Regions from separate parts of the Mus musculus genome. Here regions 1 and 2 are each linked to region 3. A link is a loop called in an ENCODE intact Hi-C map of the cell type or tissue named here. Cell type or tissue: heart. All regions are shown on one strand. Region 1 overlaps Rin2 (Ras and Rab interactor 2). Region 2 overlaps Rin2 (Ras and Rab interactor 2). Region 3 overlaps Rin2 (Ras and Rab interactor 2).

The links. Peaks named below come from ENCODE experiments on the same cell type or tissue, not always from the same donor. Only the 100,000 strongest peaks of a DNase experiment are listed, where the experiment ranks them.
Region 1: it touches region 3 in a loop (4-fold over the local background); 5 of 42 quality-filtered maps call a loop at or near these places.
Region 2: a loop joins it to region 3, with 2.5 times the contacts of the local background. A loop is called at or near these places in 5 of 42 quality-filtered maps.

What each region holds. Positions count from the first base shown.
Region 1 is chr2:145,830,882-145,834,881 of GRCm38, reverse strand. The region is part of intron 4 of Rin2 (Ras and Rab interactor 2); the gene reads right to left. Among named protein-coding and RNA genes, the nearest start is that of Rin2, 47 kb to the right of the region's middle. In heart, a CTCF peak has its summit at 1,930; DNase peaks (open chromatin) are centred at 1,393, 1,831 and 2,251; H3K4me3 peaks cover 509 bases; H3K27ac peaks cover 1,866 bases.
Region 2 is chr2:145,809,090-145,813,089 of GRCm38, reverse strand. All of the region lies in intron 2 of Rin2 (Ras and Rab interactor 2), which reads right to left. Among named protein-coding and RNA genes, the nearest start is that of Rin2, 25 kb to the right of the region's middle. In heart, a CTCF peak has its summit at 2,245 (motif pointing left); a DNase peak (open chromatin) is centred at 49.
Region 3 is chr2:145,885,856-145,889,855 of GRCm38, reverse strand. It overlaps Rin2 (Ras and Rab interactor 2), which reads right to left. Exons shown (of 13, transcript NM_028724.4): 13 at 2,240-4,000. The coding sequence ends at 3,933. All of the region lies in intron 2 of Gm39954 (a long non-coding RNA gene), which reads left to right. Among named protein-coding and RNA genes, the nearest start is that of Gm39954, 6.3 kb to the left of the region's middle. In heart, a CTCF peak has its summit at 1,661; DNase peaks (open chromatin) are centred at 1,305 and 1,685; H3K27ac peaks cover 2,095 bases.

The DNA.
Region 1 (4,000 bases), 55 kb after region 3:
CACCCCCACCCCCGCATCTCTTTCAGCTACTGTAATCTCCTCACTGCTGTCTATACATCTCCAAAGCATTACCCCTTCACATTTTGATCTCACATGAACCATGTTCAGGGTCAGCCCAGAGCAGGCATGACAGAGGCTTGAGTGGGAGGTAGTAGGTGGATAGTCCTTGCTCCTGAGCAAGAGGAGACGTTCTTGCGTGTTTGGTTTGAGCTTCACTTTGGGATCCTTATGTTCAACCTTAGACACAGCTCTTCCCTCATCCAGGTGCTCAGATAAGAAGTCTCTGGCTGCTTAGTTCTAGCCTCAGGAGACAAAGGGTTCTTGTTTGTGTGTTTATCTGGAAATGGATGGTCAAGGTAGTCATGCCTTTGGCCATCTTGGGGCCTTGGGCAGGAAGCAGCCTCATTCTTTGCAGAGTGATACTTCTGAGGTTTTAGCAGCTCCTTCCTCATTGCTCATGGATTCCTCTTACAGTCTTTCTAGTCCTAGGGTATAAAGCCAATCACAACATTTAGTCTCGATTTGCAAGGACAAAGTAGGACACCATTGACAAACACTCTGTCTAAAGTTGCCAAATACAGAGTGCTTATTGCAGTACTGGGAGAAAGAGCTTAAGGCTTACAAGAGAAACCAGAAAATAGATAGCATTGATGAGAATAACCCTTCAGTTAAAGCAGGCACCCCGACAGAGGCTTGGAGAAACAATACTAGGTGGAGCATTGAACACAGACCAAAAGGGCTTTAGCATTCTTCTCCTGAGTTCTCTTTGATCTGAAATCTAACAACCCATCCCTGGTACATGTGAGTGCCTCAAGGGATGGTCCAGGATTCTTGCTTTGAGAGGTTAGTGCTCAGGCCATCTTAAGAACTAAGGACTGGACAGAGGATAGAGTCTTGTGTCTACCATGATTTTGTTCATGTATTAGAAGATCCTTGATCCTATAGCAAAATGGCCGGCAGTGGCCAATCAGAGACCACATTTAGTGGGAGATGAATCCCGGGCTTTGGCTTGGGAGGTGGGTGGTGGTGGTGTGTGACAGATGGTTGGGCTGAGGGTCAACTCTTTTGGGAAAAATATAGGTTCCTTATGAAGAAATATAAAGAGCCCATACAGGAAAAAAGTGCATCTGATAAAAATATTTCTGGCATAAATAACAATTCCTCACACATATGCCAAGAACACAAAACTTCCCAGAAACCTTCAATTTCAAAAACACCTACTGGTTAGTTGCTATATGGTGATTGCTTAACACCTCCAGGCACGGCAGCAATTCCTGACTCTCAAGGCTAAATTAAACCCTCTTGGTAACATTAAGCCTGGAGGCGAAAGGAGGCCCAGATGTATTCCTGATGACACAAGACTCTAGTGTGCAAGTCTGGCTTATAGCACAAAGGTTGGCAGATGGCCTGAGGGACCTTCTACCTACTAGCCAAGACACAGAGGGGAGGGTAATGGCCTAGGACCGGAGAGTCACAATTTTGTAAAATCCCTGCATATTTAGCTGAGTTGGGAGAGATAGTTGAGCCATCCAACTTAACTCCTATTCGAGGTGAAAAGGATAAAAAAAACCAACCCCCCCAGAATCCACACAGGCCCACTTTTCTGAGTTGTGGCTGCCTTTCTGTTCACATTGTGGTACTGAGGTCAAAGCCAGAGCCTTGAGCACGGCAGGCAAGGACATTATATTATATTACATTATATTAGGGTCCATATTTTCAACCTCTGAAGCTTCCCAGCCTCCTACATGTTACCGCTTTAATTCCCTGAAGACCTCTTATCCCTTCAAACTCTAAAAGGAAAACGAAACCCTACTATATTTTGGGTATGGATTTGATTTCCATGTGGCTGAGGGCTATTGCTTCTTGCCGGAGGAAGCTGCAACTTCCTGAAAGTGATTTCTACTGATGAACAGCAGGGGGATATTTATGAGGAAGAAAAAAAAATCACATTTTTCTTTAAAGGATTTCGTTTGATTTTTAAAAATTGTTGCCTCCTGAGGCCCAGGAGTAAAGTACTGAGAATTGGGGGACAAAACCTGATGGTGTCACCTAGGGCAGCCATTTTTACACAAGAAAGACTGGGGGTGGGGTAGGGGTGGAACGGTGATGGGGGCAATCCCACTCTGCAGCTTCCTCTTCGGCTCCAGATGAAAAGGCCAGATATGGAGTCAGCCCTGGCAAAGGCTTTCATTTGTTCTTGTAAAAATAAGAAATGGAAACAAAGAGCCTGTTGTCTTGGTTGCCCTTGGAGCTGAGCTCAGGCAGGAGGAGGAGCCAAGCTGGCTCTACCCCCCAGCCTGCAGCTTCACAGACAGGCATGCAATCCCTACATGCGTGGTTTCTACGACTTAAGTGCTTCCGGCTGTGCGACGCTGATGCTATTGCTTAGCAAGACCGACTCGCCAGCAGAATTCTAACTAAGCACACAGCTTTGGCAGAGCGGAGTTAGCCAGGAGGCAAAGCTGTCAGATAAAACAGGGCAGGGCTACAGCATAGTAGTAGTCGTCACCTGCCTCCGTAGCAGGATGCATGAGGCCATGGGCTTGATCCTTAAGAACAAAGAAAAATAAAGGTATGAAGTGAATCTAGCCCTAGAGTGTTGCTAGTGTTACACTCAGGTGGCTAAAGTCTACTGTCGACACAGACGCCAACCATGACACAGAATGGTGCCACTGGTTAAAACAGGGACTCCAGTGAGGGCCCTGGCACAGGTCTGTAGTCGCAGACACTAGGGAAGCTGAAGTAGGAGGATCTAAGAGTAGATCAACAACATAGATGCTGACGGAGCACAAGCAATGACAGCAACACAAATGAAGAAAAACACCATCCCACACAAACACCCCAAACCCAAAGCAGAACCAGAATGTTAAAAGAAACAAAACAAAAACACCCTCGTCAGTTGACAAACACTCATTTCATATATTTAGTAATGTAAGACAAAAATGGGGGACTACACACTGCTGAGATAAAACAGCAAAGAGATAGAATGTCAGCATTTTGTCTAAGCTCCACCCCACAGTTACCTGGCAATAGCCAGGTGTGCTTGACTCGCTATAAATGGGGCTGCTTGTTCCTCTGCTCTCTATTGCTCTTGCCTTCTGGCTCCTTCCCTGTCCTCGCCTCCTTTCCCCTTCTCTCTCCATTCCCCTCCCCCCCCCTCCACATGCCATCCTTCTCTTTTCTCTCCTCCCCTCCCCTTCCCTCTCCTCCTTTCCCCTCCCCCCACCTCTTACTTTCTCTCTCTCTCTCTCTCTCTCTCTCTACTACCCTCTTAACTCCCCTCCCCATGCCCTAAATAAACTCTATTCTATACTATAGGAGTGGCTGGTCCCTCAGGGGAAAGGGTCACCTTAGCATGGGCCCGTGGAGGTACCCCCTTCCTCCATACCTGACTACACCTCCACCAAAACATATTCCTTCTCTCTCTTATCTTTTTATACAATACAACAAGAACAGTACCCGGTTTTGCCTCTGTAGGTGAACTCATGTGTGTTTGTTTGTTTGGGTTTTGTTTGTTTTTTGAGACAGGGCCTTCTGTAGTTTAGACTGACTACTAACTTACTCTGTAGCCAAGGATAACCTTGAACTTGTTATCTGCCCCCCCTCCTGAGCTGTTTTTGTTTGTTTGTTTGTTTTGTTTGTTTTGAGATAGGGCTTTCTTCGTAGCACCCGCAGATCTCAGAGTCCCCATCCTCCTGTCCCAGCATCCCCAGGGACCGGAAGAACCTATGCATCACTGTGCATCACTTTATTTTCTAAGGTATGTTTTCTTCACAATATACATTCCTACTGTTAGTAATCAAGAGAAGAAAATTTAAATGCTCCTTGGAAAAAGAACTTTCCTAGATAACAAGAATTGAGGCACATTGAATGGCTCTCTGGGGCATTTGTAATCGCAAGCTAGTCTCACCTGTGTAATTAATTCTTTAATGAAGGGATGTCAGATCTCATTTTTTTTCTAAAACCACACTGACCTGGAATTCCCCAACTTCCTCTCCCT
Region 2 (4,000 bases), 77 kb after region 3:
GTGTAGAGCTGTGTTCACCAAGCCCAGAGCTGTCCTCATGAATGAACTGAGCGCTCTTCCTTCTCCCAGCTTCCTCTTGCTAACTTCCCTGTTTGTTTGCCTTCCAGACAAGGGGTAAATCAGGACACTGAGGAGATAGAGCTCTGAATAGTCCCTTATCCTCAGCTGGGCAGGATGGGGAAGTAGGAGAAATTATGATAGCTACTATAAAGGGTCTGCTGAAGACTCAGAGAGATGGTTAGCTTGTTTTTTTGTTTTGTATGTGGGATGTGTGTGTGTGTGTGTGTGTGTGTGCTGTGCGCGAACAGACACATGTGACATGAAGTAAAAAGGCACTAATGAAGCCATGTGTTGGTGGCTTATGCCTTTAATTCCAGCACTCAGGAGGCAAAGGCAGGCAGATCTCTGTGAGTTCAAGGCCAGCCTGGTCTAGAGAGTTCCAGGTTAGTCAGGGTTACGTAGAGAAACCTGTCTTGAAACAACTGCCCCTCCCCCTGCCAAAATAGGGATAATGATGAGAGGAGGGCGAGGTCCAAAGGGAGGAGAAGTGAGGTGAGAATAGGAATATCATGAGGGACAGAAAGACTACACATTGCTTGGTTTCTCTTGTGTGCAATCTAGAACTGTCTGTCTATCTGTCCATCCATCCATCCATTCATCCATCCATCCATCTATCCATCCATAGCCCTATACACATATGGGATATGAAACCAGGATGAGAACTATCTGGGCTGAGGAAAGGGACTAGCTGGATGGGAAGAGGAGTAAAAGGGAAGATAGTGGAGGGTAACATGGACAAAGTGTGTGTGTGTGTGTGTGTGTGTGTGTGTGTACATTTATTGTGACAGTGAAACGCGCTGTTTTGTAAGCTAAGTTAAAAAGTTTTTCCTAAAGCATTATGCTCAGGTCTGCTCCCTTTACCACAATATAAGGTCTCACTGTGGTACCATTTGCTTTAAAGCATGCTCCTCTTGATAATACATTGTGAGCCTCATGTGCCAAAAGGTCAGAGAAAACAAAGATGGTTCCATGTTGCCAGCCATGGCTCATCAACATGGTGGAGGCTGCGGGGAATATGGTTAGGCATATCACAGACTCAGTATCACTGCCAGAGCCCTGGCCCACAGACACGCCAGTGGCCTCCCCTTTCTGCTTATGCCTATGTTTTCAGGTTCAGTGATGTGCTATAGAACAGAAGCACTTTGAAGAATGGACTTCTATATGTTTTCACTCTTTCTACAGCACTGGTTTGCTTTAGCAATTGTGTTTTAAACTTGACTTTGTATTTTTCATTGTTGTTTTATATTTTACGAAGTGTTCATAAACCAGGCATAGTGAGCCATTCCTGCAATCCCAGCACTCTGAAGGCAGAGGCAGGAAGATCTTTGACTTTGAGACTAGAATGGGCCACATAATGAGTTCCCGGCCAGCCTGGGCTGTGTATGTGGTGAGACCCATCATAAAGAAAAATAAAATGTTATAAGGTTCTAGGTTACAATGAGGAAGAACAATAAATGATTGTGTTCCACCAAATTCAAGTTATTTCTAATTTTAAACTCTATGTCACAGATCACCAGGGACTGCACACACCTTGGAAGACTCGGAAATCCTGCAAAGCTCAGATCTGAGACGCCCTGATTGATGCTCTCACAAAGCTCAGGATGAAGAGGTCCGAGGTTGCATGAGCTAAGTTCTAGTGACCTGTTTGGTTGTCATGTTAAGTGACAGACACACCATGTGCAGGGGGGACTAGCATCCTGGGATTTACCAAATCTGCCCTGCCTCTGGGTTCCCCAATCCAGTGCCTTCATTTCTGTGGGCGTGACCTGGGGTCTTGGGAGGCATCCTGTTGTGGCTGAACCAGAAGCCTGAGCAAGGGGAAATGTGCGTAGTGCACAGGCACCCTTGGGGAAACACAAAGCCTAGGAAACAAAAATCTAGTCTGATAGCTCCGGTGTCTTTCCAGGCTTCAGACAAACCCCTTCAGAGAGCGGCTTGAGGAGTTTCAGGGTTAACATCAAGGTTCCCTGTCAATGTATCAGTTCAGCCCACAGAGCCTACTTGTATAGTTAAAAGAACAATGCAAAACTGGAAAAAAGGTTTTATGGCTGAGGGGTGGGGTGGGGCTGGAGATGCAGCTCAGTGGTTACGAACACAAGCTGCTTCTCTAGTAGGTGGGAGTAAGGTTCACAGCTCGAGACTGTTTGTAACTTCAGGTCTAGGGGATCCGATGCCCTCTACTGGCCTCTGTGGGTACTGCTAGTGATATGAGTGATATGCAGATGGACATGTAAGCAAAACGGTCATACACATAAAATAAATAACAAAGTTAATAAACACACACAGAGTTACCACTGGGCATCAACAAGTCAAACTCGGTGCCACCTGGAATATCAATTTGTTTGACTCTTTGGACAAAGCCCCAGACTATAAAACCAGATTCTAGCTTGGGAACGATCCAAAAACCACCCAGGATTTGTTTAGTAGAAAACAGAACATCATAAAATTTGTTTTTGTTTTTTTATTTTCTTATATGTCTTTAAGCATTAGGTTGAACTGTATAAAGTTGTGCTGTTTATGGGCCAAATAAATGTTAGATAATCACTGGTTAAATAATTGTTAAATCAATCCTGGTAGATAGCTGCCTTGCAGAGGATGTTAAAACCAGTTCAAAATGCTGTTCTTAAGAACAGTACAGTTGGAGCTGGTGAGATGGCTCAATGGGTAAGAGCACCCGACTGCTCTTCCGAAGGTCCGGAGTTCAAATCCCAGCAACCACATGGTGGCTCACAACCATCATCTGACGCCCTCTTCTGGAGTGTCTGAAGACAGCTACAGTGTACTTACATATAATAAATAAATAAATCTTTAAAAAAAAAAAAAGACAGTACAGTTGATTCATGCCTGTAATTCCAGCACTCTGGAGGCTGAGGCAGGAGAATTACAACTTAGAGGCCAGCCTGGGATATAATGTCTCAGAGAGAAAAGGACAAAAGGAAGCAAGGAAATAAGGAAGAGAGAGGAAGGGAGGAAAGAGGAAGAAGTAGGGAGGGGAGGAAGAGGGCTCAGGAATAAGAAAGGGGCAAAGTGGGGTGGGACAAAACCTGTGAAGAAAGGGGGGGTATTTTTTCATGCACTGATTATATTTGCCTTTTATATGTGTTATGTGGTTGATTTTTGTTTGTTTTTGAGACAAGGTCTTAGAGGCTTAGCCCAGGCTAGCCTCTAACTCAAGATCATCCTGCCCCAGTCTCCCAAGTGCAGTAAGACACTATGACCCTGGTCTTCCACTGACTCTTCATTTAATAGTTTCTGCTACTTGGAAACAGTTCTTAAAGCTGTTGATCTGGCCGGGCGGTGGTGGCTCACGCCTTTAATCCCAGCACTTGGGAGGCAGAGGCAGGTGGATTTCTGAGTTCGAGGTCAGCCTGGTCTACAAAGTGAGTTCCAGGACAGCCAGGGCTACACAGAGAAACCTTGTCTCGAAAAAACAAACAAACAAAACAAAACAAAACAAAACAAAACAAAACAAAGCTGTTGATCTGGGGCTGGAGAGATGGCTCAGCAGTTAAGAACACTTGCTGCTCTTGAAGGTGACCTGGATTTTACAGCCACATAGTGACTCATGACCACCCAAAACTTCAGTTCTAAGGGATCCAACACCCTCTTCCAAACAGTATGGGCACTGTGTGTGTGTGTGCGAGTACACACACACACACACACACACACACACACACACACACACACACAGAGAGTATACAGACATACACATAAGGCCTAACACTTAAACACATAATATAAGTCTTTTCAAAAAGCTATTGATTTTCTCACTAGTGAGAAAAAATAATCTGCAACATACTGTTTTATGCTGTTATAACAGAGTACCTGAGGTTGGGGTGATTTATAAACAACAGGTTTATTTCTTACAATTCTGGCGTGCAGGAAGTCCAGGACCTGCACTGAGCACAGGCTATGCACTGAACACAGGCTATGCACTGAG
Region 3 (4,000 bases):
TGACAACAAAGGAGTATTGGCTCTGGACTGAACTGGGGTGGGGATCAATAGTAAAGCACCTATCTAGTCTGGGTTCAATCTCTTAGTCTGAAAAGAAAACAAAGTCTCTGACTCAGGAGTCAGAGACAGGAGGACCACAGCAAGTTTATGGCCAGTTTTAGGGTACATGGTGAAACTTGTCTTAAACATCAAATGACATCAACAAAATGTAAAATGAAGAGTACTGATACCCTTCGGATCTCTGAGTGAGTTCCTGGTGGGTGTGTGTGTGTGTGGGGGGTACAGGTGGGAGTGAGGAGTGGTGGGTAGCCGTGCGTGTGCAGTGCATGCTGGGTATCGAACACAGGACCAAGAGTATGTTACACAAGCCCTGTATTATCAAGCTACACTCCTAACTCCAAATATGCTTCCCTCTTTTTGTTTTGTTTTGTTTTGTTCTTTTAAACTCCCTATGGTTCCTTCCCCAACAGAGTCAATATTCATGTGGAAGTCTGGGCCAGCTGCTACCCACTCATTGATGCTAAAACACAGACCCTTTTCAGTATGGAACATGTTTCCTGAAACAAATGCCAGTTCTTCCCTCCCTCTCCTTTCCCGCCATCTGCTTGTGATTCGGCACTGTAATGTGACTTGTGGAGAAGGTCATCTTCCCCACACGACTAAGGATCACCAAATGGCAAACAACATTTGGGTCTCAAATTTACCCATACTCGAATGGTCTGAAAACAGAGAGTCGCCATTTTGTTCTCAGACACTTCTGGGCAATTACACCACGTGTCCCACATAGACAGATCCCCACCTGTGTGAGTCTTCCCAGACACCTGAGGGTAGAGCCAGGCTCCTAAACACCACAGGCCCCTTTTATTTCATGTTTCTTCCAGAAGAGGAAGGTCAGAGCTGCTAGGGCAGTGAGGCTGCCTTTGTGAATGGAAGCAGTCAGGCCCAGCTTCCTTCCTTTAGTTTGCATTTGCTTGTAGATTTAAAGTAACTTCCACATGATACAAACAACCTTAACAATTTCCATTTCTTTCTTTTTTTTCTGTGTCCCTAAGGGGGTCATAGTTGGCAGTCTGTCCAACATCAAAAACAAAATTCCTTCCTCTGGCTGCCATTCAAGATATTTTTAGGTCTGGAAGTGCACCCTCCTCTCCCTCCGTCCAGCATGTATATTTTTACTCTGCTCTTACCCTATCCAAACTCCACCAGGGCCTGTTTCCTGACAAACTGAGAAGTGAGAAATGCCTGCGTGGGGGGAAAACTGAAGACACATGTGTTGAAACTCTGCCAGGGAAGCATTGCCCAATGACAAACCAGGGCAAGTCTTGTGATGTTTTCTTCTGCTCATTCTAGCTTTTCTGACTCTGCTCTCACGGGGCCTGCTCGAACTGCCTAATTTGGATGTCGTGACCCGCTTTTAATCTAAGAGGAGTACCTCAGCCTAAGGACAGCCTCATCGTCTAAATTTGCAGAGTTGGGAGGGCAACTGGACAGATGTCGCGAGCAGTGTCTCTTCGCTCCAAACATTGAAAGCAAGCTCAGTCAGCCTTCCTTCTGGTCTCTGAAGTAGCTATCTTATGGATATCCCAGAAACCCTCTGAACTTCCCTTCTCCCTATCCACAGGGATGCAATGGGCACTTAGCAGTCGCATGGCTGCAATCCCCAGAACACCCAGCAGAGGATCAGGCCTGCGATGCTAGCAGATTTTGCAATCCTAACTCTCAGCCAGGATACAGCAGAGGTTGCCTAAGGACAGGGAGGAGTTGTCTGCAGGACCCTGCCTGGCTCTGAGTTCAGATCAGTTGTGATTTGCTCTGGAGCCATCTAAGCCAAGTACTGGGCTGGATAATCGTGCAAATACTTGTGGGCCATGGACCAACTGTTCTCTTCGCTTTTTGATTTCTGTTCCATTGGTCCATAAGCTTTGGAGCAGTGTCCTATTTGCTCTTCAAAACTACCAGATCAACGTGGAGTTCATGGTTGTGTACTGTGTGCATGCGTACACATGTGTGTTTGCGCCCCTGGATGTTTGAAACAGGGTCTCACTATGTAGCACAGCTTGCCTGCAACTCACAGAGATCCATGTGCCTCTGCCTCCTGGGTGCTATGGTAAAAGGCAGAGGCCACCAAGCCCCAGCCACTGTCATGTACACTTGCACAGCATCTTTGGGTACATGATTATATTCTGACTCAAACAAATAGCTGCCACCACCACCACCAACAACAAAAAAGACAACTGAAGAATATTGCAAAAATTATTTTACATAGGATTATTGTACAGTATTACAATGTATTATGTGCAAAATTCCATTGAAAATCATTTACAAAAGGAAGCACAACCCAGCATGTGCCAAGGGAGGGTTCTGGGACAACAAAAGCCTTGTACAGGGTACGAGGTCCTCCAGATCAGATGCCTGAACATCCTTACACAGGATAGTAACATGGCTTTCTGCTTTTGTTTTGCAATGATCTGTATTACACTGATGTATGACCCTTCTGGAATACGTGTGTCCATAAACTCATCTTATACAACATAAGTCTAACTTCACCATACATCCATGTTTTCTGCTTGTTTTGCTCATTATTTGTCACACTGAGGATGGAACCCAGCATGCTAGTGTGTGAATGTTAGCTCTACCATGCCCCAACCAAATACAGAAGGTTTGTTTTTTGTTTTGTTTTGTTTTTGGTTTGGTTTTGGTTTTAGTGCATTCTCTCCCCATCAACATCTCATTGAACTCAACTAAACTCGTATTATACATGACTTGGTTTCTGCCTCCAAATAAATGGATGTCCTTAGTGTCGGCTTACAAAATGGGTCAGAGGGATCGTTATCCTTGATTTACTTTTCCCCAAAGCAGATAGCATATGGAACAGATCTTTGTCAAAGCTCACCGCAGCACATATTTTACAGTACTGACTCCTTTTCCAACGTCTTGCGAAGAGCCTGAACCTGCAGACTACATTCCTCAGTCCCCCCCTTAGAGTCTGTGTTTCTCTCTCTACCTCTCTCTACATTCATTTCTCTTCTAATTCTCAGCCTCGATTGCTTAAAAACATAAACAGACACCAGCACTAAAAGTGAACAATGTAACAATACACCGCTAAAAGTGAACAATGTAACAACAATGTAACAACAGTACACCCGATTTTTCAAAGGCAGCCTGTGGCCAGCGTCAGGGATTTCTTTAAGACAACCAGAAGTCTCTCCCCACAAATTTGCCGAAAATATCCAGTTATAGAAGAGAGATTATCTATGAGGCGTCTAAAATGCAGTACTCTCAAATCCAGCAAGAGATTTATCTTCAAATATTAAATGTTAAATCACATGCATACTTATAGAATATTTTAAAAGTTACAAAAATATTTTAAAAACCAATCCTGACAGTTTACCTGCAACTGCTATAAAATTTTCTATGAAATATATAAAAACACAAAGGCTCTTTGTAAAAAAAAAAAAGTATAGGATGAAGGATGGACAAAAGAAGGGCAAGAGGGAAGGATGGAGCCATCCACAAAGCTGAGAGGGACCTGACGAACTGCATCGGACAGTCTTGTCAACAGCTGCTATCGAATCCAAGAGAAGAGTTTGTACCTTAAGTGTTTCCTCAGCACATATACAGATGTGTAAGCCAACCCTGAAGCTGGCTAAGGTTAACTAGTTAACTAACCAGTGATCTCAGGACACCTGAACCATTAAATGCAATTTACCATTTCTGGATGAGAGTCTTACTATTTCCCAAATCTCAGCTACCTCATCTGGGCAATGTATCTAAAGGATGCCCTTGGCCAAATCAGCCTATGGATGGCTTAGTCACTGAACTGAGGGATGCTTGAGGAGGTGGCTGTCTTCTAAGCTCAAACCCAAGGCAGCCAGAAAGCTAGACTCTCAGCTCCCTTTTTGGATGTATCAATGGGAAGTCCCAAGTGTCCCCTATGAGGGAGTGAGGTCTTCTCCATTCTGGAAAATCACCCCGTAAGGATCACTCTTGATTCGTTTGT